Regions from separate parts of the Homo sapiens genome. Here regions 1, 2, 3, 4 and 6 are each linked to region 5. Evidence: chromatin contacts called from ENCODE Hi-C or POLR2A ChIA-PET data. All regions are on one chromosome and are shown on one strand. The core of a region is the stretch at or near the end of the contact, and the rest is flanking DNA. Distances in the headings are between cores, read along the strand shown. Region 1 overlaps KAT6B (lysine acetyltransferase 6B). Region 2 overlaps KAT6B (lysine acetyltransferase 6B). Region 3 overlaps KAT6B (lysine acetyltransferase 6B). Region 4 overlaps KAT6B (lysine acetyltransferase 6B). Region 5 overlaps ADK (adenosine kinase). Region 6 overlaps ADK (adenosine kinase).

Region 1 (4,420 bases), core at 501-3,000, 390 kb before region 5:
GCACCAACCTAACATTACCTTTGTGTAAGATTCACAGCAAACGAATACCCTAAGAAACAATATAGCAAAGGAAATAAGTATGGTATAAATACATACAAATGTCGATAGAACTGGATTTAACAATCTGTTGTAACAGATTAGAAATTAGGTGATTATAAATGATGTGGCTATTACACAGGCTTATTTATTACAGAAGCTTACAGTTTCCTATTCCTCCACGAAGTAGTATTTATCACAACTGTAATTAAATAATCAATTGTGAAATCTGCAGCTTAGCATTTGTCTCCTCTTATTTCCCTTATTTCCATGTAGTAAGCCACACGAGGTTAAGAACTCTGCCTGCCAGATTCACTGTGGTATCCCTGGTGTCTGGTACAGTGCCTGACACAGAACAAGAATATTTCTTGAATAAAAAAAGCCAGTTTTACCATGTTGGAATGAAAAAACTTTAGAATTAGCAGTATCTTTCAGATAATGGCCTACTGTTCATGTTTACATATGAATGTCAGAAGTAGGCCAAAAAAAGATAATATTTAAGGACTTCGAATCTTTTTTTAAAAGAGGTGGCATCCTGCTGTGTTGTCCAGGCTGGAGTAAAGTGGCCATTCAAGGGCACAATCCCACTACTGATCAACGTAGGAGTTTTGACCTGCTCCATTTCCAACCTGGGCTGGTTCAAGGACTTCCAACCTTAATAACTGGGGGAAATCTGACATTTATCTTAGCCAAAGGAAAGCTGATACAAGGCATCCTGATAGATCGGGGCAGAATGAGGGTTGGAAATACCCAATAGCTCTGAAGGTAGAAACTGTCAGGAGTATTTAGCCCAACTGGCTGCTACTAAAAATAAAGCGTTAAGAGCCTACAGAAAACCCCTTCCCCACAAAACAGGAAGTGGGGTTGGGTAGGGAGTCTACCTGACCACACTGGTCATAGAAACCGAATGTAGTCACTGACACAACAAATTCACAATTCATATTAGATTCGTCTTTGAGAAGTCTGACAGCCTCACCTGTCAATATCTGGGTGGTAATAACTTAAGCAGAATTAAAGTGGAATCACTTAAAGAAATTACTGGACAATAAAAATAAAACTGACTACAACTGATTGTGAAACAAAATATTGTTTTCATCAATGCAGAAGAGCTAAAAATATGAGACATTTTTCATATGGCTGGCCATCTGTGTTGGAAGAAACATCGGTGAATTTAACAGTGATGTTCTTCTTTTTGTTAATGATTTTAAATTGTTATTTTCTAAATTTAGGCAAAACTCATCAGAAATCTATTCCTTCACACCTAGAAATGTTTTCCAAAATCTGCCTCAACTAATGCTACTCTGTTTTATTTTGTGAGACCAGCTGAGTCCATACCTACTTTTAAGAGTGGCGACAATTCTACTAAGTCATTGCTTTTGAATGTACAGTCAGTAGAAATGGGCATGATAACGGCTAAAGAATCACAAAGGATGTTGAAAGGGATTCTCTATAAAATCAACACAGTAATTCCATATTAATAGTTAGAAGCCACATCTTATACTTGCTACTACAATGTGGGATCCTCGCCTTACCTCCCAAGAAAGTTCCTGGGCCTGCTTAAAAACATCCAAATCCTCTTCAGTAACGACATCCTTGTTTCCAATCACATTTACATCTGCACTTTCTTGTTTGATGTTTATTTTTATTTCAGTATCTGTCATTTAAAACCAGCAGAAAGTGTATTCACTGACTTGAATCATGAGTAACCACCATATATTACCAAAATGGCACCAAATTAGCATACTGGGCAAATAGGGATTTTTTTTAAAGCTTTATAAATAAGCTTTTACATCTAAGCACTGCTCATAGATCCAGCAGTATCCTTTCCCTGCTATACTCAAATTTTTATTTGAATTTATCACTGTCATCTTTTTACAGCTTTAATAAATATATGAGGGAAAGTAAGAGCAATACAAAGTGAAATCATATTTTTCAACCAAGATTAGAAGTTTTATCGATGTCTAGTTATAGCATTCCCATTATCACTTTTGAGATAATAAATTCTACCACTTTGTCCAAATGACACAGTTTCGGTTTTTGTTTGATAAAGGGTAGCAAATGTAATGGGCCAATTTGTTCAATGAAATTATGAAATCCGTTTTCTCCCTAAGGTGGATACACACACAGACACACTCACATCCAAAAGCACACATCACAGAGTCACAGATCAGGCTTTGCTGAGACGGAAGCAGGATGAACTTTGTCATGAGAAAGCAATGGAGCAGAGGGAAGAGCTGAAACACCCCCTGTTGGAAGCACTGACAGCACACAACTGAACAGCGCTGTGGCTGCAGAGGTGACATGGGGGAGAGCATGGCAGAAGCATGGCAGTGGCTACTCATGCGGGACTACAAAGCCATAAGCAATGCTATGAAGGCATCTGGGGGTCCTAGTGTCACTACGAATGGAAATAAATAATAAAAGGTGGGAGAGTATTAGTTGGAAAAACAACATTTTGGAGGTTTAGTCAGCATTAGAAAAAGGTCAAAGTTTCACTGCTTCTGTATGAAAGTGAAGTGAGAACAAGAGAAATAGCTAAGACCTATGTGACAAATAGGAATTGATTGGTTGATTTTTTTCAGGGTTGGGGAGAAAGGGACGGGACGCAGGTTTGGTTGGAGCTTTGACCTTTTGCTTACCATCATCCTGATCAGGTTTAATCCTTCCGTCTGTCAAGCTCCCCTTCCCTGGTGAGGGGGTCCCCATCTGAGGGGTCACTTTATATTTTAATCTGCCTAGCATCCTGTGCTTTTTAAGGAAAGTTGTTCGCTTGAAGTGAGCAATTGCTTTAAAAATACTTCCTCTAGCCATCCCCCAGCTAGAGGAGGAGGAGTGAGAAATAAACCGACTTCTAATATCTCTTTTGCCAAAGAAGTGGGCTTTAGATTTTGCCGTGGAAGATAATTCAGTTTTACGACGCATACGTTTGGGTGGTGCATAACTCGGGTGTCCCTTTTTGCGAGACTGTCCCTGAGTGGTATAGATATGAGAAAGCCCATCAAAGAGTGCCTTCAGCTGGCTGTTAGTGGTAAGGCTGCTCAGGGAGGGCACACTGCACTGGCTGGAAGAACTCTGGGGAGAGGGAGAAGAAGTGGCCGTGCTGGACTTTTGTGAACTGGGGCTCTGACCGGAGATGGGGGTTGGGGGTGGAAGTGAAGAAGGTGGAGGTTTTAGCTTTTGTGTGGTACCTGTAGCCAACACATGAGAAGTGCATGACTGTTTCTGAGAGACCTTTTTCCTTGGACGATAGTGCTTTGAAAAGTCTATAATTTCACCTCGTGATCTGCGACCATCAGGTGATGGTGTAAAAAACTTAGTAAGGCCATCAATGAGCCCTTTGGTTTTCTTGTTAACTTTAAGTGTAGAGGCAGAAATGTAGGTGGAGGTGGTGGTGATTTTGGTGGTGGCACCAGGCCGAGTGGGGTCTGTAACAGCCAATCTGCTGCTTGAGTCCTTCCCAGATGCAGCATGACCAGATGAAGGTGTGGTACAGACTTTAGTCTTTTGACCCCTACCAGGTGACCCCCTTCCTGTGAATGCATTCATGGATCCTTCATCACTGGTTACAGACCTAGGCAGAAATTTAGAGAATAGTATCAGCATTTAATAAATAGAATTATAAAGGTATCTAAAAACAAATTTATTGCAACTAGATGCATTCAATGGGCTTAAACTTAAGAACTGTATTTTTTGTGTGTGCCACCACCTAGATGTTTCTCTGTTGGAAAGGCAGCAGCAACTGCATTTACATGTCATGGTTCTTCCAGGGCCCATCCACCAGGTACTGGAAGAATCCATGTGGACCCAAGGGCAATATAAGCAAGAAAAATGCTGAAGAGACTAAAAGAACACCCAATGCTTTAATTATAATTAAATAAAAACAAGCTATCCTTTGGTGTTGTCACAAGTAGTTATGATTTCCTGAAATGTCTTTTTTAAAGTATTAGGAGGAAATAAGTCATATGTGTTATCCAGAAGCAAAAGAAGAAGCTTATCTAATCTCTAGTTAAAAGTAATTTTTAATTCAATTTGCAAACTTATATAAATAGAGTTTGGATATGGCTATAAATTTGTACTTTTTTTTAAGAAAACATAAAAAGACATCCTCTTCCTCTCAGCAGTTTGTGCTTAGGATGGTAAGATAACCAATAATACTCTCTTAGGAGAGAAGACAATTAACTACAGCATAAAATATTGCTGAAAAAAGGACAACAATAGCAAAAAACTGAAGAAATGATTAAAGAAAAGCTACAGCGGGTCAGACATGACATGGAGAGTCTGGTGAAGAAGCGGCACATTTACCATGGTCATTATCAGACACTTGGCGTCAGAATCTTTGTACCCTGGTTCTGCCCATACTGTTGAGTAGTTCTAGAAACTAGAG
Region 2 (4,620 bases), core at 1,714-4,213, 270 kb before region 5:
CAGGCTAGAGTGCAGTGGCACGATCATAGCTCACTTACAGCCTCAAACTTCTGGACTCAGGCAATCCTCCCACCTCAGCCTCCCAAGTAGTTAGGACTACAGTTCTGTGCCATCACACTTGGATAATTTTTAAAAATTTTTTCTAGAGATGGGATCTCACTATGTTGTCCAGGCTGATCTCAAACTCCTGGCCTCAAGTGATCCACCTGCCTTGGCCTCCCAAAGCATTGGGATTATAGATGTGAGCTACCTGCACCTGGCCCTCTTTCCTTTCTAAACAGACTTGATCATGGTTCACCATAGCCCAAAACCTTCAATGATTTGCAACCCCCAATGCAAAATTTGATTTAGGTGACAATACTAAACCCTGTGTGGCAGGCAAAATAATGGGCTCCCCCAAAAATGTCTACTTCCTAATGCCCAGAACCTTACCTGGCAAAATAACCTTGCAGATATGATAAAGTTAAGGACTGTGAGATAAGGGCATTATCTGGATTATCCAAATGGGCTCAATCTAATAATATGCATCCTTTAAAAGCTGAAAAACTGTCCAGGCTGTGGTAAGAGGCAGATGTGACTGTGAAAGAACAGTCAGAGAGATGCAACATTGCTGGCTTTGAAGATGGAGGAAGGGATCATGAGTCAAGGAATATGCGCAGCCTCTAGAAGCTCAAAAAAGCAAGGGAAAAGATTCTCTCCTAGAGCCTCCAGAAAAGAACATTACCTTGCCCTCACCTTCATTTTAACCTAAGAAACCCATGTTGGACTTCTGACCTACCGAACTGTAAGACAATACATTTGTGTTGTGTTAAACCATTAAGTTGCTGTAATTTGTTACAGCAGCAATAGAAAACTAATACACACTGGGTGAAAGGTTACTCACATGCTTTCAAAGTATCATTGCACAGATTACTTGTTAATTACAAAAGGGAAAAGGCGCCTTTATAAACGAAGATCTAGCAGATGCCACCTTAACCAACTGATAAACTAAGCACCACCAGTAATGAGACAAGCTGAAATTATTTATCTCCTGGTATCTCACAAGAAGAAATATACAACATCCCCCATACAGTATTTTTTCTTTTCTTTTTTCTTTTTGAGACAGAGTCTCACTCTGTCACCCAGGCTGGAGCGCAGTGGTGTGACCTTGGCTTACTGCAACCTCCATCTCCTGGATTCAAGCAATCCTTCTACCTCAGTCTCCCAAGTAGCTGGGACTACAGGCACATGCCACCACGCCCAGCTGATTTTTTTGTATTTTCTGTAGAAACGGGGTTTCACCATGTTTCCCAGGCTGGTCTCAAACTTCTGAGCTCAATCAGTCCACCCATCTTAGCCTCCCAAAGTGCTGGGATTATAGGTGTGAGCCACCACTCCCAGACCCCCACACGCTATTCTTGTCAAAAATGTTTACTCTGAATCTAATCATGAGGATACAGTCAGACAAATACTAATTGTGGGACATCCTACAAGACAACTACCCTAGACTCTTCAAAAATGTCAATGTCTTCAGAAGCAAAAAGGAGGGAAAACTGTTCTCTATTAAAGGTGACATGACAGCCAAATGCAATATATGATCTTTGGTTGGATCCTGGATGAAAAGTCAAAAGTTGGCCAGGCGCAGTGGCTCACACCTTTAATCCCAGCACTTTGGGAGGCCTAGGCGGGTAGATCACCTGATGTCAGGAGTTCAAGACCAGCCTGGCCAACCTGGCGAAACCCCATCACTACTAAAAATAAAAAAAGTTAGCCGGGCATGGTGGCACGCACCTGTAGTCCCAGCTGCTCGGGAGGCTGAGGCAAGAGAATTGCTTGAACCTGGGAGGTGGAGGTTGCAGTGAGCTAAGATCATACCACTGCACCCCAGCCTGGGCAACAGAGCGAGACTCCATCTCAAAAAAAGTCAAAAGTTATAAATGAGATTTTGGGGCCATTTGGGGAAATATGGACTGTCAGTTAACACTCATTCCACTGCCGAATTTTTTGCGTAATAGTATAGTATATAAGAGAACATTTTTGATATATTATTAAGTATTTAGGGGTGAAATATAATATTTGTAATTTAGTTTCCAACAGTTTAGTCAAAATTGTGAATATATAAATGTGCTGTATATATACGCACACCCATGTATAAAAACATATACATATACACACATATAGGAAGAGAAAGAATGTGGCAAAATGTTAAAATTGGTGAATCTATGTGAAAGAAATAGAGTGTTTACTGTACTACTCTTTTAATATTTATGAAATACTCTAATTTTATAAATTATAAAGGTTAGGAGAGAAGTATTTTCCTAGCTCCCTCCATGCCTGCCTTTCCCAGGTCTGCTCACACACTGCCAGGAGTCTACCTGGAACAGCTGATGTTCTTCAAACAGCCAATACTCTTCCACTAGCAGATCCTGTTTTCTGCTGCTTTACTCACAACTCAAGGCTCAACAGCTAAAGCTGGGTTTTGTTATAAGACAGAAGTGTTTACAATACTAATTTTGAAAACAAGTTGGTCAAATATCAAATGGGAGTCATCTTTTAATGGCCTTATTACTAGATTTTAATATGTTCTTATGTTTCTCTTTCCCAAGATAATGTTTATGATCTGTTTCTTAAACTTCATCATACCCATAGGGTGGCAAGCATGACAGGGAAACCTTGGACAAAAAGCAGGGCTGGTCACATCAGAAACTACTAACAGAAACAGTCAAGCTCTGCCTCTGGCTCTCAGCCCATGTCACTCTGAACACCCTAGGCAGCCCAGACCAAGGCTCACCTCCTTCCTGCAGGCCTCACTGCTCTCCATATGGCAGCTCACTGACATCAAAGAAGACGGAAGAAATTATCTAAATTCACCAGGCTAGTTCCACTCCTTCCCTTGAATTGTGGAAGAGTCGCTGATATCTCAATTACCTCTCCTGCAATAGTACCTTTTTCCCTGCATGCTAAGATTTTGCAATGCTAAAAAGCAGGGTGAGAAGTGTATACTGGACTAACAGATGGAAGATTAACAACAAAAGACCGACTTGATGGGGGAGACAAAACTACAATGTTTGTATACCTATAATAAAAATACTGAGGAAGAAAAATTGAACTTGTAAGTAAAGTTAGGTTGCTCTTCTGTAACGCCTGTCGAGCTACAGACAGGAAAAGGCCCAGCATGGTTTCTGTGTACGCCTATGCTGTTTCTAATAGAAAGGACAAAATAGAGCCAAAACATCTGTTGACCAGTTAAGTTTGTTAATGAAACCAAATTGCAGCTGGTTTATCACAGATCAAAAGTGAGGCAAATTAGAGAAAGGATGTATGAACAAAGCTGGTTTCTAAAAAATAGTGGCTAAAGAATTCTAAACCCACTTGTCAAATTAACAAAAATCCTTCCTGGATTTTGCTTAGACCAGTGATTAGTATTTACTTTGTATCTTTGCAGAGACCAGCCTCATAGTTTAAATCTAGTATCATTCACTCTAAAATGTTGTCTATATTGCTCATTTTGCAGATTTATCAAAATATCACCTTTCATTAAAAAAAAACAGAAAAAACATACACTCTACATAATATTACACTAATTAAAAGATTCACTTATATAAGGAAAAAGAATATGTAGTTTGCAACTGTTGGAGACTTCTCTGGTAAAGTGCTTCTGCCCCAAGCAGAGGCATATGTACAGTTAGCATTTCACATATCCACTGCCACAACTCCTTCTCTTACATGTACAACTTTCCATCACCACCTGAAGACAGAGAGATAAGCACACCCACTCACAAAAACATACTTCCCTCTTGGCCCTGCTAACTCAAAATGTCACATGCAAATTACATGGCTGACGCATTTGCTAACTTTAATTTGGTGAGCTAATTGATGTTTATGTACTCAGAAACATTAATAGATTGGAGAGATCAAAGTACCTGAGAAGATTCAGGTTCATATTTTAAATGCTAGTGTGATCAGAGAACAGTTTCACCTAATCTACTGTAGTTTAAGGCACAGGGCCAAGAAAAGGAAGTTTATAAACAAAACAAAAAGTCAAGAATTTTACAATTAAAACACATTGCTACTGTCATGATAAAACAATGGGCTGGGCGTGGTGGGGCATGCCTCTAATCCCAGCACTTTGGGAGGCCGAGGTGGGCAGATCACAAGGTCAGGAGTTCGAGACCAGCCTGGCCAATATGGTGAAACCCCCGTCTCTACTAAAAATACAAAAAAATTAGCCAGGAGTGGTGGCACATGCCTGTAATCCCAGCTACTCGGGAGGCCAAGACAGGAGAATTGCTTTAACCTGGGAGGCGGAGGTTGCAGTGAGCCGAGACCATGCCACTACACTCCAGCCTGGGCAAGACAGCAAGACTCCATCTCAAATTAAAAAAAAAAAAAAAAAAAAGGCATTTCTTATATATTAAAAATAAAAGGCTGAGCACGGTGGCTCACGCCTATAACCCCAGTACTTTGGGAGGCCGAGGTGTGTGAACTGCTTGAGCTCAGGCGTTCAAGACCAGCCTGGGCAACGTGGCGAAACCCTATCTCTACAAAAAATACAAAAATTAGCTGGGTGTAGTGGTGTGTGCCTGTAGTCCAAGCTACTTGGGGGGCTGAGGTGGGAGGATGGATCATTTGAGCCTGGGA
Region 3 (5,176 bases), core at 1,338-3,837, 420 kb before region 5:
CTTGACTGCACTCACCCAGGAGCGTAGCTGCTGGGAAGGCTAAGCAAAGAGAAGCTTTCTTGACAGCTTCTTATGGCTAAAGCTGGTATTTTCCTTTCAAAAATAAATGCAATCAAGAAATGAATTATCTGATAAGAGAAAAAGTAAGCAAAAGATTTAAGTGTCTCTTCAACCTGCTATGTACAAATGTGGATTATGTCACAGCTCTGCTTTCTCCGCCCAAGGTTTAGAGCAGGCAGTGACATCTTCTTTCTGATGCAACTGAAATGATCTTAAGATAGAGGCTGCATTTCAGCAAAAGTACCAGACCTCGAAAGAAGACAGGGCATACCTAGCATCATTTGGAAGTAAGTAAACCAGTGCTGATGGTTTATGTTCTAATAAAATAAAATTGTCCCTAAGAATCACACACTAGAAGGGAAAGCACATTTTAAAAGTTCTTCCCGTCATAATTAATTTAACATTTGTTCAACAATTAATAAGAACCTACTAAGCGCCAGGCTCTTCTAGAAGATCAGAATGCAGCAAAGAGCAAAGTCCACACTCTCATGAAGCTTACTTTTGGTGAAAGACATGGGCAATCAACAATAAATACAGTCATGCACCACATAATGATGTTTAGGTCAACGATGGACCACATATTCAATGGTAGTCCCATAAGATTATAACAGCATATTTTTACTGTACCTTTTCTATATTTAGATATGTTTAGATACAAAAATACCATTATGTTACAACCACTAACACCTACGGTATCCAGTACAGTAACTGCTGTCCAGGTTGGTCACCTAGGAGCAATCAGCTATGCCACATAGCCTAGGTGTGTAGTAACCTATAGACTTCGACTTAGGTCTGTCTAAGTACATACACTATGATGTTCACACGACAATGAAGTTGCCTAATGGTGCATTTCTCAAAATGAATCTCAGTTTTTAAATGATAAATGACTGTATATAAAAGACCTATGCAAGTTTATAAATGACTCTGCACTTGCTTAGCCTAGTTTGTTGTTGTTTTTTTTTTTTGGTTAGTGCCACTAAAAAGAGAGAGAGAGAGAAAACTAAATAACACAAGTCCCTAAGAGATGCTGTCATGGTCCCTCCAAACACATTTCTGAGGCTTGTTTGTGGGGCCTGTAAGTGGGGAAAGTGGAATATTTACTCTGCAGCCTCCCCCAGACAGACTTTATGATTCAAGTGAGTGCTTCATGATCTCCCTCATCATGTATATGACAGAATTTACACAGCTCCTGAGGCTGCTAGAGGTGAGGTGACAGGCACTGGAGCTCTGGACACCCAGGAGCAAAGGGAGCAATATCTCTGCTACCCATACCCATCCTCAGGTCCTGTCTTGGGAGGCACAGCCCTAAGCTGACCACACGGTGCAGAGACGGCCAGAGACCCTTGCTGGAGAGCACAGTTTCTCACCAGGGCCTTGAGGCTGGGATGCAGCTCCTGAGGGTAAGCCATGTGCCCTGATACTGTGCTCACCCTGCCCTCTGGGAGAAGCCGGTGGCTCCTGCACAGCCCTGGTTCCAGGGGGCGTAATACAGTCAGGTGAAACGGCTTACTGGAATCCAACCAACTGGACTTCTAAATGAAAACTCCTGTTTTCCAGAGGAGATAGGCCAGTGGGTATCAAACATTTATTTCAAGAAGGCAATTTTCAGGTAGGATGAAACCACTTAGTCTCTACTTAAAAACACTCTTAAGTTTCACTTAAATTGTATTTTGAAAAGCTTGTAAGTGGAAGCTCTTTTAAACAAAATAGCCCACTGAAGGCAGACTGTGAAAACTAGTAGTAGCTGGCAACCTGAACTACTATGACACGTACTTCTGTATTTAGCCATCATATAATACAACATTTAAACCAGTAGCTTGCATCTAAGATTCTGGGAAGAAGCAGCTTTCTCTCTGAGAGAGTGGATATGATTAGCCTCCTGACATGATACCCCCCTGGGTAGAAATGAAGTATGTGGCTTTCTTCCTAATTCGCTTTATGGACTTAAAAGGGCAGAGAAGCAGGGAGCAGGAAACCAAAGAGAAGATGCTTTTCTCTTCCAATGCGGTGCTTCCTCAAGAAATCAGCCAAGAACTATTCAGAGGCTAAAGGAGAAACAAGCCCGGGGATCTCTACGGACGTGGGTGGTTGTGGCACCTAAAGAAGAAATCTCTGTCATTAAACCAGAGGAGGAAAGAACGACGGTGCAGAAAACCACACTGATTAATACTCAAGTGAGAAAGGAACTAAGGTACTAAATCATACCCTAAAGCATCTTTCCTCAAAAGTTTATTGTAGTTCCTGCTTTCCTTAAATCCGGTTGGCTGTATATGTGTGTGGGGGGCAGGGGTGGAGGGGAGTATCATTTCTAAAAAAGGGGACATGTAGAAGGACGCTGCAAACCACACTGAAGACAAGAGCCAAATTCATAACCTGGAGGCACAAAACTGGGCCATTTGCACCATCTTCTAGCAGCGCTGATTAATTATAGACTCAGTTTTTAAATAGCACACGGACCTCACAAAAGCTAAGGTGAAACCCTCAACATATGAAGAGCCAGCAAAGGGAATTCCCCGAAGTGAATGCCTAATTCATTCAATCACTTCTGCTTCCTATAGTTACAGCCTTGTTCCATGAAGGACTGCCCAATATTTTAATACTGAATAAAGAAAGCCAAAAATTGAAACTGCTGACACATTTTTATGATTATTCCACAAACATACTAATTTTAGAAATGCCTGAATGTACAATTAACTGATATTTAACTTAACTGACGAACTTGCCATTAATTAATATTAATGGCAAGTTTATCTGGTCTCTAAAAACTATAGACGTAAGTCTGTAGACTTGGATCCAGCTGTCCTTTACCCTTTATAGCGTTAGTTACACGTCCGTCTGCCCCCGATAAAAAAGAAAAAGTTAATCTGAGATTTAGAACCCTTATAGTTCTAGTTAGTAGGTTTAAGTATTTTAGTTAGGAGAGAATGTTGAATTTCATCAAATGCCAGATCAGACTTTGTAATAAACCACCTGCCTGGATGTTGCTTTTTGTTTTCCCCTCGATTTTTTCCATCAGCGCTGCTCTTTCTTTTCCCTACTGATGTACATACACATGCTCCAGGCTCTCCAGCTTAAAAATAAAGACAACTAGGTTCCTGTGTCCCCAGCCCTTGACAGTCAAGCTTTTGTTTTGTTTTGTTTTGCTTTGTTTTAAAAAAAGAAAAAAAAAAAAAGACAGAGTCTTGCTCTGTCGCCCAGGCTGGAGTGCAGTGGGGTGATCTCAGCTCACTGCAACCTCTGCTTCCCAGGTTCAAGTGATTCTCCTATCTCAGCCTCTTGAGTAGCTGGGACTACAGGCACATGCCACCACATCCATATTTTTGTATTTTTAGTAGAAATGGGGTTTCACCATGTTGGCCAGGCTGGTCTTGAACTCCTGACCTCAAGTGGTCCACCTACCTCAGACTCCCAAAGTGCTGGGATTACAGGCGTGAGACGCTACGCCCAACCAAACAGAATAAAACAGTCAAAAGCTTTTTGAATCTACTTTTAATCGCACTTAATATACAGTTGTCCAAAGAATACTTCTTATGACTTTCTCTCTGGGGCACTGAATCTCTGGGGGATGATCTTAGACAAGTCTCTTAGTGTCTCGTCCCAGAAGAGAGATGGTCACAGTAACCTACCCCATAGGGTCTCCGTGAGGACTAAGTGAGTAAATGTGTGTAATTCCGGTAACAGTGCCTGACACATAGCAAGGGCTCTAGAAGTGGCAGCTATGATGATTATTGTGACTGTTACTGTTGAAATACTGACCTCTTCTGGTTTTCCTAACACCATTATCTCCCAATTTTCTTCTGACTTCTGGGCCCTTTGCAAATTTCCTTGGCGAGCTCCTCATTCTTTATTAGTCCCTTAGATGTTAACACTCCAAGCACTCCACCCTCAGCCCTGTTTCCCTATACACTTCCCCCTGGTTGCCCTCACCCACATCCATGGTTTCAGCTACCACCGCATGTCCACGACTCCCAGCTGCTCCCTCTAATGCAGACCCCCTGCTGAGCTCTGGAGTCTGTGCAAAGTGCACGTAGACATCCAAACGCACAGTGAAAGCTACATAAAGCTGCGCTCACTATCTCTCCAAGCTCAGTTATGCATTCAATAAATACCAGTATTTTCTGAGCACCACTCTGCACCAGGCATGCTCCTGCTACGGAACGAACAGGACCTGCCTCTTTTCCATGCATCCTCACTGTCAGGCCTCCATTGACTCTGGCCTCTTTTCTTTTTAGTTACAGCAAAAAGTATAAATAAGAAAATAAAAAGTATCTGTAATTCTAATTCCAGAGGTCATCTAGAAATGTATTTGTTTTGCTTTGCATATTTTTTACATAATTGAGAACATATTACATATATAATTTTGAAAGCCACTTGCTTATCACAAGCATTACAAATTCCCAGATAATTTTTTTTAAGAAACAGGGTCTGGTTCTATTGCCCAGGTTGGAGTGCAGTGGTGCAATCATAGTTCACTGAAGCCTTGACCTCCTGGGATCAAGCCATCCTTAATGGAGGACTCAGCCTCCTGAGTAACTGGAATTACAGTCACAAGCTACCAGGCCCAGCTAATTTCATTTATTTATTTTTGTAGAGATGGGGTCTTACTATGTTGCCCAGGCTGGCCTCGAACTCCTGGGCTCATGTGATCCTCCTGCCTCAGTCTCCCAAAGATTACAGGCATGAGCCACTGCACCTGGTCAGAACATAATTCTCAGCAGCTAATAATATTCCATTATATGGATGTGCCATAACTTTCTCGTGGGAATGGTTCTCTCTTGCCTTTGAAATATCAAGTCTGTTTTAGTTTTTTACCTGTTGTAAATAATGAGTGTGAAGGACAAATATACCAAAACATTAACTCTCTGGGTGACATTTTCTTCTATTAATTACACCTTTTTTTTTAACTTTCTACTATGAGTCCATATTGCTATAATCAGGGGCTGGGGGAGGGAGGCAAAAAGAGAAGTCCACTATTTAAAACATAATAATATGAAACAAAATAATGTTGCTATATTAACTATGAAAATAATGTTTGTTGATTAAAATATGCTGATTTCCCTAGAATGAATTCCTTTAGAAAATAACCATTGGAGGCTGGGCACGGTGGCTCACACCT
Region 4 (4,847 bases), core at 330-2,829, 310 kb before region 5:
ACTATTTAACATTTGACCAAAAATAATGATGTTGGTATCAATGTTATTTGTGAGATCTGTTTCATGGTAATACTGCCCTAAGGTCACTTACTTACTCAGGAGTAGAGGACAAACTTACACCCAAAAAAGGGTGACTATTGAGTAACAAAACCTTCAAAACCCAACTTAAACACTGCAGGCTAAGGAAAAATTATTCAAGAACCATTTGTGAGATGCTGGAGTTTTAAAAATTCATTTAGAGGTCGGGCGCGGTGGCTCATGCCTGTAATCCCAGCACTTTGACAGGCTAAGGTGGGTGGATCACCAGAGGTCAGGAGTTCGAGACCAGCCTGGCCAACGTGGTGAAACCCCATCTCTACTAAAAATATACAAAATTAGCCAGGCATGGTGGCAGGCGCCTGTAATCCCAGCTACTGGGGAGGGTGAGGCAGGAGAATCCCTTGAACCCAAGAGGCAGAAGTTGCATGAGCCGAGATCGCGCCATTGCATTCTAGCCTGACTGACAAGAAAGAAACTCCGTCTCAAATAATAATAATAATAATAATAATAATAATAATAATAATAATTCATTTAGAATTTTAGAAATAGTTGTTTCCATGAGTACATGAAAAACATTTTATTTCTTTGAATTCATTGATACTATTTTTTTTTTTTGAGATGGAGTACTGCTCTGTCACCCAGGCTGGAGTGCAGTGGCGCAATCTCAGCTCACTGCAACCTCCGCCTCTTGGGTTCAAGCAACTTTCTTGCCTCAGCCTCCCAAGTAGCTGAGATTACAGGTGCCTGCCACCATGCTCGGCTATTTTTTTTTTTTTTTGTATTTTTAGTACAGACGGGGGTTTCACCATGTTGGCCAGGCTGGTTTTGAACTCCTGACCTCAAGTGATCCACCCACCTCAGCCTCCCAGAGTGCTAGGATTACAGGAATGAGCCACCGTGCCCAGCCGGTTGATTCTAAATAAAGGAATGATTTGGGAGATGAAACTCAAAGTTTCATTTCCCCTCCCCCAGGATATGATTACATTTGAAACTGAAGGTGACTGTAAGCACAGAACTGTCTTAGCCTTCTTTCTTCTGCTATAGCACAGTAATAGTATTTCAGTAGGAAAACCATGGGACACAGAGCCAGGACACCCAAGTGGAAGTTCTTTCTCTGTCACTGACTGGCCTTGTGAAAATAAAACAGACAGTTCAAAACTTCTTTTGAACCTGTTCTCTTAACTGCATGAGACTAACGCCCACATTATCCACTATATAAGAGGGCAGTGAATAGGAATTTGAGGCTATGGTGAGCAATGATCAGCCACTGCGCTCCAGCCTTGAGCAACAGAGTAAGACCCTATTCCCTTAAAAAAAAAAAATTGTAGAAAGAAGGCAGTGAAGACCCACTGAGACAATGTTAGAAAAAACAAAACCAGTATCATGAGTTTGTGTCATGTGCTATGTGCAAACATGATCTTAGTCATCTTCTAAGGAGAAAACAAAGCTCAAAAAGGCTACTCCTAACTTGTGCAAAGTCATAGCACAGGTAGAAGCAGCAGCTCAGTCCAAAGCCCACATCCTTCCCCTCACCACACTGCCTCCAGTAACTGCAGAACAAGGAAGCTGTACTCCTGGACCCACTGAGGATCCAAATCCTAGGTGCTTTTCCCTTTTTGTACCAATGCCTTTCACGTTTGTTTAAAAAGTAAACATTCTACAATAAACACTTTGTTGCTGTTTTTTTTTTAACTAAAGAAACATATAGATTTATTGTTGACAAAGAAAAATTCCAGCAAACACATATAAGGGCCTATGGTGTTTTGCTGAACAAAATAATTTAAAAGTGTGCTTGTCTGTTATGCTTGCTATGGCTAAAATTCCTAATTTAACATGGCAAAAATAATCTGCAAATGAATTATAGCTAATTGCCTATGGCGTTTTCAAGTTCTAAAGAATGAAACAGCCCCCAAAATTTCAATTTTTAGAGCCATAGATTCCTGTTTATAGATTCCTAGTGTTCATTTACTGAGCGTAAGCAGTTATGAAGACATTTAAATTTTTAATAGGATGTACTTCTTTAAAGAAAAGCTGAAACTTCCTGTTTAGTGATTTAATCATGACACAAGGTGAAAGTATTTAAAAATCAAGTATCTATTGGATGAAGTTCACTGCTAAGACACAGAATAGATGCTGGCCCCATCTTTTATATTCTGTAGGATGCAAACTACATGCCTTGCTAGGGGGTAACATAAAAAAGAAAGTCACCTGGTAGTGGTGACTTACTGAATTTTCTCTGCCCGTAAAGTTTAATGCAGGTAAAATGACTTAATTAACTAATGGGGCTGAGGGATAAGGGTTGTGCCTACCACTGTGGCCCCCACAGTGGAGAGGGCACTTTTGCCACCGCTCTAGGTCCAGCAGTGTGCATTCTTCCCCAGGCAGAAAACAGGTACTCTAGGTGCACAATCAGATTACTTCTGGGACAGACACTTCTTGTCATGTTAGAGTGGGGAGCGGGGGAGAGGAAGAGGTGGTGCACGCCAGGATTTGCGTCTGTGCCAGGGCTTGTTTCAAGGCTGGAGAAGGATGCAGTGAAACCAGAAGAAGGTTAGGCTCAGGATTATAATAAAAACTTTCAAATACTTACAAAAAGGGCTCTCTGAAATCTTAAACCATTAAATTTAAACACTGGCAGTTAATAAAACACAAAGCTATTTGTTTAACAGAAAATAGAATCCCAGTATGGCATAATCTTATACCATACACAAATTCACACTTGAACAATATAATCAAGTAGAGTAAACCATATTAAATGTAAAGTCAATAAATTCTTTCTTTGATTGTTGACCCCACACACACACCAAAGAAAAGACTATAAGGGATTTAACAGAAGGAAATTAATCATCATAATACTTTGGTTCAATGCTGATCTAGGGTGAGATAATTTGGGCATTAGTACAGTTTACGTGAAATAAGATTTAAAGCAGCACATTTAAAACAAGCAGAATTCATTAAACAACCTCTCAAAAGGATCATTTCCTCTAATTATTGCTTTTATAACAGAAGACAAAGGCAACCCAATGTAAGTTCATAAAATCTACAATTAGCTGCCAAAATCTTAGCAGATAAAATTAGAAGAGAAAGCATATTTGGAAGCACAATTGGTAAAAAGTTCTGTTATCTTATTTCTAAAAAGGCATTTGCTCTTTCTTTCTACCCATAATCGTTTAAAGTACACAAATAGGCCGGGTGTTGTGGCTCATGCCTGTAATCCCAGCACTTTGGGAGGCCAAGGCAGGTGGATCACTTGAGGTCAGGAGTTTGAGACCAGCCTGGCCAAAATAGTGAAACCCCATCTCTACTAAAAATACAAAAATTAGCTGGGCGTGGTGGCGTGTCCTGTAGTCCCGGCTACTCAGAGGCTAAGGCAGGAGAATAGCTTGAACCCAGGAGGCGGGGGTTGCAGTGAGCCGAGATCCCGTGCCACTGTACTCCAGCCTGGGTGATGGAGTAAGACCACCATCTCAAAAATAAATAAATAAATAAAAAACTAAAGTACACAAATATTATGGACTAGATATTATGGTAGGCCCATGACAAAGAGGAATAAAAAGGCAAAGCTAAGCTAGGTGATCTAGCAGCATATGGTCCTGGAGAGAGGGGGTTTATAAAAGTCCTCACAATACTTTCAGACAAGTGTGCTAACCTGGGCTGTACCTAAGAGGCTATAGGAGAGAAAAGCAGCTGACTGGCTGACTGGAACATTTTCACATCTGGGCTGAGTCTTTAAAGGAAAAGAAAAAGAAGGAGTCTGAAAAACAAGGTTAAACAAGAGGGAAAGGTACATATCCCATATTTCAGGCAAAAAAAAACAACAACAACAACAACAACAAAAAAGCAGTGTGTGGAATGGTACAGAGCTAGAATATTTTTAGGGAATCTTTGGACATAGGAAGGGGATAAGAGGAAGTCATGCTGGGGAAGGTAAAGCTGGAAAGATTGATAGGAACAAGATTAAGGGCCAGGCATGGTGGCTCATGCCTATAATCCCAGCACTCGAATCCCAAGAGTTCGAGACCAGCCTGGCCAACACGGTGAAACTTCATCTTTATTAAAAATACAAAAATTAGCTAGGCATGGTAGCTCACACCTGTAGTCCCAGCTACGCAGGTGGCTGGGGCACGAGAATCGCTTGAACCCGGGAAGTGAAGGTTGTAGTGAGCTGAGATTGCACCACTGCACTCCAGGCTGCCTGGGCCAGAAAGACTCTGCCTCAAAAAAATAAGGAATAAGATTAAGAAGAAGAGCGTTTTGGTGAAACTATGGAATTAATTCAAGCTTTTTATGCCTTACTCATAGGGCCTATTGGGAAGATATTTAAGACCTGATCAAAATCTGTCATATTATTTCCTAAACTTTTCAGTATTACACAATTAATGTTTTAACCATAATAATAATAATAATAATAATATGATTAAAGGGCAAAGTGAAAAGGCAACTTATGAATGGGAGAAAATATTTTCAACCAAATATCTGATAAGGCATTAATACCCGGAATATATAAATAACTCCTACAAATCAAAAAAACAACAAACTAATGCAATTAAAAAATGGGCAAAGCACTTCAAAAGACATTTCTCCAAAGAAGATATACAAATGGGCAAGAAGCATATAAAAAGATGTTCAACATCACTAATCATTAGAGAAATGCAAATCAAAACCATAATGAAATATCACCTCAGACCCATTAAAATGGCAAAAAAAAAAAAACCAAGTGTTGATAAGGATATGAAGCAATGGTAATCTCTGTGCACTGCTGGTGGGAATGTAAAATGGCGTAGCTGCTATAAAGAACAGTTTGGCGG
Region 5 (4,869 bases), core at 1,730-4,229:
TAAATACTTTAATATGAATTAATCAAAACTTTAGTCCAGTAACTTGCAGTCTATAAGAAATACAGAGGATAGGGGAACAAGTTAAAGTATACACAGAGAAAGCAACTGAAAACATTCATAGGGTAGGACATTCTGTAGGACAACTAGCTTAATGTTTTTAACAAGTCAATGTAATGTAAAGTAGAAAAGGGAAAATGACCAAGAACAATGTATAAACCTTAATTGGTTTATACAAACCAGCTATAAAAGACATTTTTGGGACAAGGGGAGAAATTTGAATCTGAAATGAAAATTAGGTAATATTAGGAATTATCAGTTTGATTTTAAAAGTCCTTAATTCTTAAGATGAATCCTGAGGTATTTAGAAATGAAATGTCATGATATATGTAATTTATTTTAGAATACTGCAGAAAAAAATTAAAATGAAGCAAAAGTGGCAAAATGTTAACAAGTGTTAAATCTAGATGTATGTGCTATGTAGGGGTCCAATGTCTCCTTTTTTGTTTGAAATTTTTTATAATAAACAGTCCAAAAATCCTCTTTAATATAAGATGACAGGGTAAAAACAGTTGAGCATTAAAAATATGTATGGTTAAAAAATTTTAATATGCAAAGTTCTTCTAGATTTTAAATATCTTAAGGACACAATCTAATGATTATTATATACCCTAAGGCTCTTATAACAGGTTACTAAATGACAAAAATACATATGTGTAATCAAATCCTTTCCCTTTCTTCACTCTTTGTGCTTATACTTTAATTTTAGGACAGATAGAAAAGGGAGGCAATATTACTTTTCAACTCTACTTCCCTCTTGAAAATGAAAAAAAAAAAAAACTGCAGACAACTGTCAAGAGTCTCTACATCTTAACTCACATTCTTCCAAAATTATCTTTGCCAAGAGATATTAATAGAAGGATGGGATTTGAGCCTGAGTAGTGAGCAGATCCAACTCAACTAAAACGACTGTAGCATCAAGCCATGTAAGGCAGAAAGTACAGTCAGTGTCTTCAGCAGAAATTTGGGAAAACATTGGGAAAAAAATACATGTATGCACCTATGGTCCAATGTACTAATAACATATAGGTTAGAGAACCATTTTGAGGATTTAGAAAGGTCAAAATGTATGATTACAGCTAAACACTGAAGTCAACAGGAAGTGTTAAGTTGAAAGTACAACTCCTTACGCTATTTACTAGAGAAACATAAGCCTGACCAAGTTACCCTTAGTTCATGTAGACAAAAATAAGCAAATAAATATTGATCTTGACAACTGGTCAATTTGTGCAAGCAAGGTTAGAACTTTGTACATCACATAGTCAGTAACATTTGCTGGCGGTGATATCAAGGAATAGGAAAAGGTTCAAAAGCTATTGATGTAGTGCTTCCCAAGCTGTCACTCTGAACCAAGCAAATTCTTATATGAAAAAGACAACAAAAAAGCTATACTAGAACCACTTATTTATATGGAACTTCATCAGAGACATGAGAGAACCCCAGGGGACTGTAAGACAAAGTTCAAAGGAAGAATGTGTAGGACTAAAATTGCACTAAGCCATAAATGCTCAAAATTCACATACAGTAAAATTTTTTTAATGTCCAGTTTTGCTCAAATATAAGAAATTAACTGTAAAAAATTTATGTGTGTGTATATGTATATATATGTGTATATAAATATGTGTGTGTGTATATATATACATATATATTTTTTTTTTTTTTTGAGACAGAGCTTTGCTCTTGTAGCCCTGGCTGGAGTGCAGTGGTGCGATCTCAGCTCATTGCAACCTCCGCCTCCTGGGTTAAAGGTATTCTCCTGCCTCAGCCTCCCGAGTAGCTGGAACTACAGGTGTGTGCCACCATGCCCAGCTAATTTTGTATTTTTAGCAGAGATGGGGGTTTCACCATATTGATCAGGCTGGTCTCGAACTCCTGACCTCAGGTGATCCACCTGCCTTGGCCTTCCAAAGTTCTGGGATTACAGGTATGAGTTACTATGCCCAGCCCAAAAAAATTATTTTTAAAAATTAACTGTGATCTGTTATGGTATGGAGCTGACTAACTGCAAGAAGACACATATATAAATGTCAAATCATTATCTTTTAAGGAAACCAGGCCCTAGGACACTTCCATGTCTGTAAACTATTTCAAGCATCAACATATTTCTGACTGAGGAAAGATGTACTTAAAAAAAGTCAACTCAATTTTTTGTCTTAGTGCCCCCTCACACAGGTTTGCTGAGCTGTGCCCTATCACTAGAAAAGCTAAGCTTGTTGTTCTGTGGCTTAAAATGATCTTATCTTCTGACTTCCTCCCACCTTCCTCTGATCTTGGACTGGTGCCCCAAGTCACTCCATTAGAGAAGGCAGCTGGCTCATATCACTGCAGACTTTCCCACAGCTAACCTCTGATCTGAAGGTGTTTGTAGGTACAATGATGGAACAACATTTATTTTTCCCTGTCAGCAAAACAAACAAAACAACACGGGGGAACAGTTTGACCCAGTAAGAATTGTAAGCAGAATTTTAGTTGTCAGATTCATGACATGCAGAGGCAGAAAGAAAAGACATTAGGTCAGAAAGTAAGGAAGAAAGAATAGGCATAGTTGGTGGGCAGAAGAGCAAGACAGGTTCCAAATATCAGAGATAATTCCAAGTGAACTGATCGCACTAAATTGAAAAGGACTTTTTAGTGTGCCTTTGCAGTAAAAGTGAGAAAAGAAAACAAGCAAGTCCCCATCTGTGCTGCCCCAGGGCGCCTCGTACTGAGTTTCACAAATCTAATGAAGCAGTCAGGTTAAAATCCAACCACAGAGTGGATGTGACATGTGGAGAACAGCTCGGGTTAGAATAGAAAAGCAGGGCGGTTCCTAATGCAGGTGATTATCCGTGTGATAATCATTATATTTACAGGCTTTCCATTTTAGATCTGACATCAAAAATCACAAAGGAGGAGGGATTAAGGAAATAAACAACCGACACAGAGGCTTTCCTGCTCCCCTGAGAGTACAGCACTTTCATTCATGCATGACAAGCAACAAAAGCAAAACTAAACAGGCCAGGAAAGAGTATTTCTGAGAAGGCTGGATTTCACATTAACGCTTTTTTTCCATTTTGATAACTTTCACTATTACTCAGTTTCTCAGTCAGGTCACATTTTCAGAATCAGTTCTCATTGTTGTCTATGCTATAATACAGTATCATTTTTGGTTTACAATGAATGATACTCACATAATATGTCCTTTACAAAAACAGACCCATTTTTTCCTTCCTGGAATTGAGTGTTGTGAATAAAATGACATATAATTAAAGTCTTAGACTCTCATCTATACCACACCACTTAGGTTTTGCAGTAGGCTTGCTGCTTCAGCAACCAGGGTAAAACAACAACCAAATATAGTTTTTGAATGGAGGTTAGGGAAAAACTATGTTAATCAGATTAATGAAAACTATGGAATACTTACATTAAGAGCTATTTAAAGGGATCAGCAAGCCACTATTAAAAAGCACAATCCTCAGATTATGCAGGAAAGGAAAGAAACTCAAGTGCATGTTTGCGTATATGAAAGACAACTATGGAGGAGAAAACTTTCTCTATATTTCATCTGATAACACAAGTTCTTACTTATAAAGTAGAATTATCTATAATCAATATTAAACTAAAACCATAACTTGCCCATACTCACTGCAATTCCAATTATTTGTTACTAGTTATATAGAAACACAATGATTTCTGTATACTGACAAGCCAAGGGGGAATGGAGCCACCAGACCAGGTCTGTTTTCTTACTTTGCTTCTTCATCTCTCCATGCAACAAACATTTACCTCCTAAGTGTAGTTTTAGGCTGCTAGCATCTGTGTACATGTGTGTCATTGCTACAGCTGTTACAGGCCTTATAATGATATTAGACTTTGACTCAATAATACTATAACTCCTAAACGGAGTGGTATAGGTTAGAGATTAAGACAGGGGGGTGTCTGTCTTTCTCTACATATATGTATAAAAATCTCTGTATAATAAAAATTCATATAATTGTATATAAATTTAGAGGTATAATATTCTCCTTGAATGGCTTTAAGTGCAACATAGTACTGGTAGGAAGCAATTATAGCCAATGGAAAGAGTACAGGGTCTAGAATCAAAAGGCCTACACTAAGGTCCCAGTTTTACAAATTATTTGCTATGTAATCTTGAGCCAGTCACTCAGTACATCAATTTCTTCATCAATAACATTGGGGTTAACCATACCTATTTCGTTGCATTGTTGCTAGGAATAAATGAAATACTTTATGTGAAACTGAAATCATTTTGCCTATTGAATTCAAGTTCTTGTTAAGATCTCAGGATAAACAAATGAGTGTCAGAGCACCTAGAGTACTTTAATGATCTGTCCCATCTGTGGATTATATGTGTAGGAGGCAGTCTTCAAAATGGTTTTCAATGATCCTTGAACCTGGTATTCAAATCCTTGTACATTCTCCTCCCCTTGAATGTGCTCTAGACCTAGTGACTTGCTTTAACAAATATATGACAAAAGTGATGGTATGTTTTGTTCATCTTCTTGATCACAAGCCTTCTCTCTCTGAGCCCTCGCTCTAGGAGAAATAAGTTGCAATGTTGTGAGGACTATGGAGTGGTGCATGATCAATAACCAGTGAGGATCTGAGGGCTGTGACCGGACATGAGTGGGCTTGGAAGAAGATCCTCCCCTAGCTGAGCAGCAAGATGACTACAAACCTGGTTGACACCTTTATTAAAAGTCTTATGAGAGCCAGAGGCACCAAGCTAAGTAAGCAGTGCCTGGATTCCCTATCCCACATTTTATACATGAGGTTAACAAGAAAAACTCAGGTAATTTCACATTCAAATTA
Region 6 (4,767 bases), core at 983-3,482, 290 kb after region 5:
GTTTCACCATGTTGGCCAGGCTGGTCTCGAACTCCTGACCTCAGGTGATCTGCCCGCTTTGGCCTCCCAAAGTGCTGGGATTACGGGTGTGAGCCACCACATCCAGCCAAATTCATTAAAAATTCTTAAACAGGCCGGACGTGGTGGCTTGCAGATGAATACCAGAACTTTGGGAGGCTGAGGCACGCAGATCACCTGAGTTCAGGAGTTCGAGACCAGCATGGCCAACAGGGTGAAACCCCAGCTCTATCAAAAAATACAAAAATCAGCCAGGCATGATGGCATACGCCTGTAGTCCTAGCTGCTGAGGAGGCTGAGGTGGGAGAATCACTTGAACCCAGGAGGCGGAGGCTGCAGTGAGCCGAGATCACATCACTGCACTCCAGCCTGAGCAACGGAGCAAGACCCTGTCTCAAAAATAAATACATAAATAAATATAAAATATTCTTAAACACCCAATAGAAAACTGGGTAAAAAACTTAAGTAATTCACAAAGAAGTATATCTAATTGATCAACATATAAATAAATTTTTAAAAGCTTAACTTTATTAGTGGTCATGGTCAAGGAAATACAATTAAAACTACAATGATATACCACTGCCAGTTTACCAGTATAACTAAACAGTTGTTTGTCTGAAGATAGAAAATAACAGTGGAAAAACTGGAACTCCCATTTCTGCTGTTCTAAAGATAACACTTTGGGCCAGGGGTGGTGGCTCACACCTATAATTCCAGTACTTTGGGAGGCCAAGGCAGGCAGATCACCTGAGGTCAGGAGTTCAAGACTAGCCTGGCCAACACGGTGAAACCCCATTTCTACCAGAAATACAAAAATTATCTGGGCATGGTGGCGTGTGCCTGTAATCCCAGCTACTTGGGAGGCTGAGATAGGAGAATCACTTGAACCCGGGAGGTGGAGGTTGCAATGAGCCGAGACTGTGCCATTGCACTCCAGCCTGGGCAACAAGAGCAAGACTTCATCTCAAAAAAAAAAAAAAAGAAAGAAAAGAAATATGTGCATATGAGCACCAAAAGACACACCCAAGAATGTTCACATACCAACATTATTTGTAATATGGCCAAACTAGTAACAACCCAAATATTCATCATCAACAGTAGAATATAAAAATAAACTGAGATAAATTCATATGATGGAATAGGACATGGAAAAGAAAATGAACAAAAGCACTGCTATGTTCAACAATGTGGATAAAGCTTATAATGATGAGCCAAAGAAGCCAGAGACAAAAAGTACACACTATATGATTCCATATATTTAAAGTTTAAAACAGCAAAGGTAATCTCCAATGTTAGAAGTCAGGACAGAAGATACCTTTGGGGAAGAAGGTGGGGGTGAGGGGTGCTTCTGGGCTGCTGGCCAAGTTCTATTTCTAGAACTAAATGGTAGTTAAGCAAGTATGTTTACTTTGCAGTAATTCTTTCAGCTGTACACTTATGATTTTTATACCTTTCTATGTATGTTATACTTTAATTCACAAAAAGTTAATAAAAGAATCAATGATGAATTTTGGCAAATGCTCTTCTAGCATCTATGAAAATAATATAAAAATTTATCCAAAAACCTACTAATATGGTACATTAGTCTTTTCTAATCAAAAGATATAAATCACAGAGTAAGGTAAACAGAAGTTTAACATAAAGAAGTATTTTAACTCTAATAAAAGAGTAACTATAAGATATAAGAAAGCTCTATATAGTACCCCAAGGCAGATTAAAAGAGTATGCAATGTTAAAGACTCAGACTCATTGGAGAAGGTGTAGTTCAATAACAAGTTAAGAGAGTAGTTCATTAGTACTAGTGGGTCTGCAGTCACTGAGTGAACAACAGAAACCCTCTGAGAAGCATCGTAAATTATGTTAATAGATACCCTAATTTTGAACAACTCAGCTTAGAATAAACCCCACTCATGTTTCATTCTTTTTATATTGCTGTTAACATAATTTGTAATTTGTGGCTTTTTTAAACATACAAAAGTATAAAAAATATATTTGTGTGTATCAATTCTGTAACTACCTGCCACTTAAATGTTCTTGTTTCTAAATACAACCATTTCACCTGCAAATAATATTTCCTTTTTTTTTTTTTTTTTTTTTTTTTTTTGAGACAGGGTTTCAATCAGTCACGGGGGCTGGAGTGAAGTGATACAATCACAGCTCACTGCAGCCTCAACCTTCCAGGTTCAATCAATCTTCCTGCCTCAGCCTCCTGAGTAGCTGACCACAAGCATGCACCACCACACTCAGCTAGTTTTGTAGAGATGGTGTTTCACCATGTTGTCCAGGCTTCCTATCTTTACTATTTTTAAACCTTTCTCATTTTTATTAGAGTGTCATTATCTGACTTACGTTTTTAAAATGTCCGCCAATCTGTTGTGCTGACAAGATATTGAAGGCAGCAAAGGTGGAAAGAAAGTAACTAAGAAGCTACTGCAAAAATCTAGGCAAAGGATGATGGTGGCACAAAAGAGAGGTGGGGGTACAGATGACTTTAGCGATTTAGATGGTATAAGTGATCAGATTTCAGGATATATTTCACAAGTGGTGCCAGTATAATTTCCTTAAGGATTAGATGTGGGATATAAGAGAAAGAGGAAAAACAAGAATGAGTCTCAGGTTTTTATCCTGAATAACGAGAAGGATAAAACTGCCATCAAGTGAAATAGAGAGGGCTGCAGGTGGAACAGGTTTTAGAGGAAAGATTAGGAGTTCAGTGTTGGGACACATTAGGATATCAAAAATACAAGCAGATTCATTAAATAGATGCTGAAAGAACAAGTCCCCTAACTTCTCAAACATGATTAACTCTCCAATCCTCCAATATTGCTATGACTAAGGACACAGAGTGCTATACTACAGGGCACACTCTACTTCACTGCAAAGAAATGATTCCTTGACATACAAAAAGGATAGAGATTTGACAAAAGGTGTCATCTTCCCATCACAGAAACAGGCCTATACACCGACTACCACATGCAGGGAAAAACAAAATGGGCTCTTCTAACACAGAACCAAAAGACCTAAATTCCCCTCCAGTATATTCCATATGATCTTTGTAATGCAAAAAAATGAGTAAAGGACTGGTATTCTTGGTATAGTAGACAATACTGAGCTCCCAAAAGTTTCACAACAGAGGTAAGTAGGTAGGTAGGCAGGTAGGTAAGTAGAGAGGGAGAGAGATGTTAAATAAATACATTTGAGAAAAAGAAAAAAACAATCCCACGGGCTCATGATTCTAGTGATGCAGTCATTCTGTGTCCCAGGGAGACCTGACAAATTTACCTCAAAAATGACATCTTGGATTTAAAATCTGAACTCTAGGACTTTAAAATTTCCTGTTTTACAATATGATACACTTTTTTCTTTGTTCCATGCTACCTCCTTTCATTCCTGCAAGAAAAGTCACGAAGAACAAAATACTGTACAGATGAGAAAACTGAAGCGTGAAATCATTATGATACACATAATACAAAGGTAGCCAAAATTAGAATCAATATCACATCCTTTGCCAACTGTCTACCCCTCATAGAATATCTAGTATGGTAAAGCTATCATACTAAAGTAGATATAAAACAAGATTATAAAAAGTTACCACATGTAATATAAAAATATTTGAAAAAAAATCAATACTTCAATAATCACAATATTCTCCCCAGTTACTGACAATTATCATTAAGATTTGACCACTGCTGTACATCCTGCATATAAAATAATTTCATATGGTTTATGCTTGCTTTCCACTTACCTATAACTCATAACAATCTATATAATGTTTTGGTAGAAAATGCTTTCTTTTTGTTATATGTGACATTAGGGTTTTGTTGTTATTGTTGTTGTTGTTGTTGTTGTTTTTGAGACGGAGTCTCACTCTGTCACCCAGGCTGGAGTGCAATGGTGCGGTCTCAGCTCACTGCAAGCTCCACCTCCTGGGTTCACGCCATTCTCCTGCCTCAGCCTCCCGAGTAGCTGGGACTACAGGTGCCTGCCACCACACCCGGCTAATTTTTTGTATTTTTTATTAGAGACAGGGTTTCACCGTGTTAGCCAGGATGGTCTTGATTTCCTGACCTCGTGATCCGCCCACCTCAGCCTCCCAAAGTGCTGGATTACAGGCGTGAGCCACCGCACCCAGCCTCTTTTGTTTATTTTTATGAGCTAAAGATAATAATGAGCCAAAAACTCCTATATTCTTTAGTACGTATTTTACATATGGGCAATAAAATATATTACAAAACATTTTCCATTTTAAATTATTTGGCAAAAAATCTCCCATAGCACTTATTATTATTATTTGCTACAGACTCTTCCTAAAAGCAAGAAGCAGCCCATTTTCTCCAGATGACTCATAAACTAAAGGCACAGTAGAATGAAGTGCTCCAACTTAAAATACCAATGGCTAAATATAACCTCTTCCACAAGATTAGAAAATTCAGTGTCTCTCTTTATTCTATAAGAGCCATCTTAAAGGGTCACCTTTAAAAAACATAATTAGCAAGCATGGGGAAGGGACAGGAAAAATTAAATTTAAACATTTAAAAAGTAACACAATTAGTTCCTAGGGTGATAAGCAAGAAGAAAAACCTAAAACAACATAAACTTTTTTTCTTTAAGCACTCAGCAAAAAAGGAGAAAACTTCACAAAAAATTAGGGTTTTTTTTTTCTCATTCTTTAGGTAAAACACTTGTCTCTTTCATAAAAGCATTTAACATCTTACTAGATGAATACTGGTCACAAATAACAAAAGTTAT

The links. Hi-C counts contacts between places; a loop is a spot of excess contacts on that map. ChIA-PET counts read pairs that join two places held with the same protein, here RNA polymerase II (POLR2A). Pooled maps may share reads with other maps.
Region 1: a map of naive thymus-derived CD4-positive, alpha-beta T cell shows a loop between it and region 5 (9-fold over the local background). The contact joins two enhancer-like sites. A Hi-C loop is called at or near these places in 1 of 168 maps with a recorded cell type or tissue (naive thymus-derived CD4-positive, alpha-beta T cell), 3 of 37 single-sample maps with no recorded cell type and 11 of 50 pooled maps. POLR2A ChIA-PET finds 5 or more read pairs at or near these places in 3 of 52 experiments (MCF 10A, activated B cell and activated T-cell).
Region 2: a loop to region 5 is called in a map of B cell, with 8 times the contacts of the local background. The contact joins two enhancer-like sites. A Hi-C loop is called at or near these places in 1 of 168 maps with a recorded cell type or tissue (B cell), 3 of 37 single-sample maps with no recorded cell type and 8 of 50 pooled maps. POLR2A ChIA-PET finds 5 or more read pairs at or near these places in 3 of 52 experiments (AG04450, activated CD4-positive, alpha-beta memory T cell and activated T-cell).
Region 3: a loop to region 5 is called in a pooled map, with 5 times the contacts of the local background. The contact joins two enhancer-like sites. A Hi-C loop is called at or near these places in 2 of 168 maps with a recorded cell type or tissue (GM12878 and Right ventricle myocardium inferior), 31 of 37 single-sample maps with no recorded cell type and 16 of 50 pooled maps. POLR2A ChIA-PET finds 5 or more read pairs at or near these places in 2 of 52 experiments (Caco-2 and GM12878).
Region 4: a map with no recorded cell type shows a loop between it and region 5 (16-fold over the local background). The contact joins two enhancer-like sites. A Hi-C loop is called at or near these places in 9 of 37 single-sample maps with no recorded cell type and 12 of 50 pooled maps. POLR2A ChIA-PET finds 5 or more read pairs at or near these places in 1 of 52 experiments (activated CD4-positive, alpha-beta T cell).
Region 6: a loop to region 5 is called in a pooled map, with 1.9 times the contacts of the local background. The contact joins two enhancer-like sites. A Hi-C loop is called at or near these places in 2 of 168 maps with a recorded cell type or tissue (Right ventricle myocardium inferior and heart right ventricle), 1 of 37 single-sample maps with no recorded cell type and 5 of 50 pooled maps. POLR2A ChIA-PET finds 5 or more read pairs at or near these places in 1 of 52 experiments (CD4-positive, alpha-beta T cell).

What each region holds. Positions count from the first base shown.
Region 1 is chr10:74,974,586-74,979,005 of GRCh38, reverse strand. It overlaps KAT6B (lysine acetyltransferase 6B), which reads right to left. Exons shown (of 18, transcript NM_012330.4): 8 at 2,676-3,607; 9 at 1,569-1,690. Among named protein-coding and RNA genes, the nearest start is that of SNORD172, 45 kb to the left of the region's middle. Within about 2 kb of position 1,750, at least 4 of the 41 ENCODE cell types and tissues checked have a DNase peak (open chromatin) inside an H3K27ac peak, as active enhancers do.
Region 2 is chr10:74,853,379-74,857,998 of GRCh38, reverse strand. The region is part of intron 3 of KAT6B (lysine acetyltransferase 6B); the gene reads right to left. Among named protein-coding and RNA genes, the nearest start is that of KAT6B, 29 kb to the right of the region's middle. RefSeq lists a silencer at 1,719-1,929. Within about 2 kb of position 2,963, at least 9 of the 41 ENCODE cell types and tissues checked have a DNase peak (open chromatin) inside an H3K27ac peak, as active enhancers do; they include B cell, where a contact is called at or near this core.
Region 3 is chr10:74,998,227-75,003,402 of GRCh38, reverse strand. The region is part of intron 13 of KAT6B (lysine acetyltransferase 6B); the gene reads right to left. Among named protein-coding and RNA genes, the nearest start is that of SNORD172, 21 kb to the left of the region's middle. Within about 2 kb of position 2,587, at least 2 of the 41 ENCODE cell types and tissues checked have a DNase peak (open chromatin) inside an H3K27ac peak, as active enhancers do; they include GM12878, where a contact is called at or near this core.
Region 4 is chr10:74,894,968-74,899,814 of GRCh38, reverse strand. All of the region lies in intron 3 of KAT6B (lysine acetyltransferase 6B), which reads right to left. Among named protein-coding and RNA genes, the nearest start is that of KAT6B, 71 kb to the right of the region's middle. Within about 2 kb of position 1,579, at least 3 of the 41 ENCODE cell types and tissues checked have a DNase peak (open chromatin) inside an H3K27ac peak, as active enhancers do.
Region 5 is chr10:74,583,706-74,588,574 of GRCh38, reverse strand. All of the region lies in intron 7 of ADK (adenosine kinase), which reads right to left. Among named protein-coding and RNA genes, the nearest start is that of ADK-AS1, 57 kb to the right of the region's middle. RefSeq lists an enhancer at 2,882-3,051. Within about 2 kb of position 2,979, at least 13 of the 41 ENCODE cell types and tissues checked have a DNase peak (open chromatin) inside an H3K27ac peak, as active enhancers do; they include B cell, GM12878 and heart right ventricle, where a contact is called at or near this core.
Region 6 is chr10:74,290,521-74,295,287 of GRCh38, reverse strand. The region is part of intron 3 of ADK (adenosine kinase); the gene reads right to left. Among named protein-coding and RNA genes, the nearest start is that of ADK, 140 kb to the right of the region's middle. Within about 2 kb of position 2,232, at least 8 of the 41 ENCODE cell types and tissues checked have a DNase peak (open chromatin) inside an H3K27ac peak, as active enhancers do; they include heart right ventricle, where a contact is called at or near this core.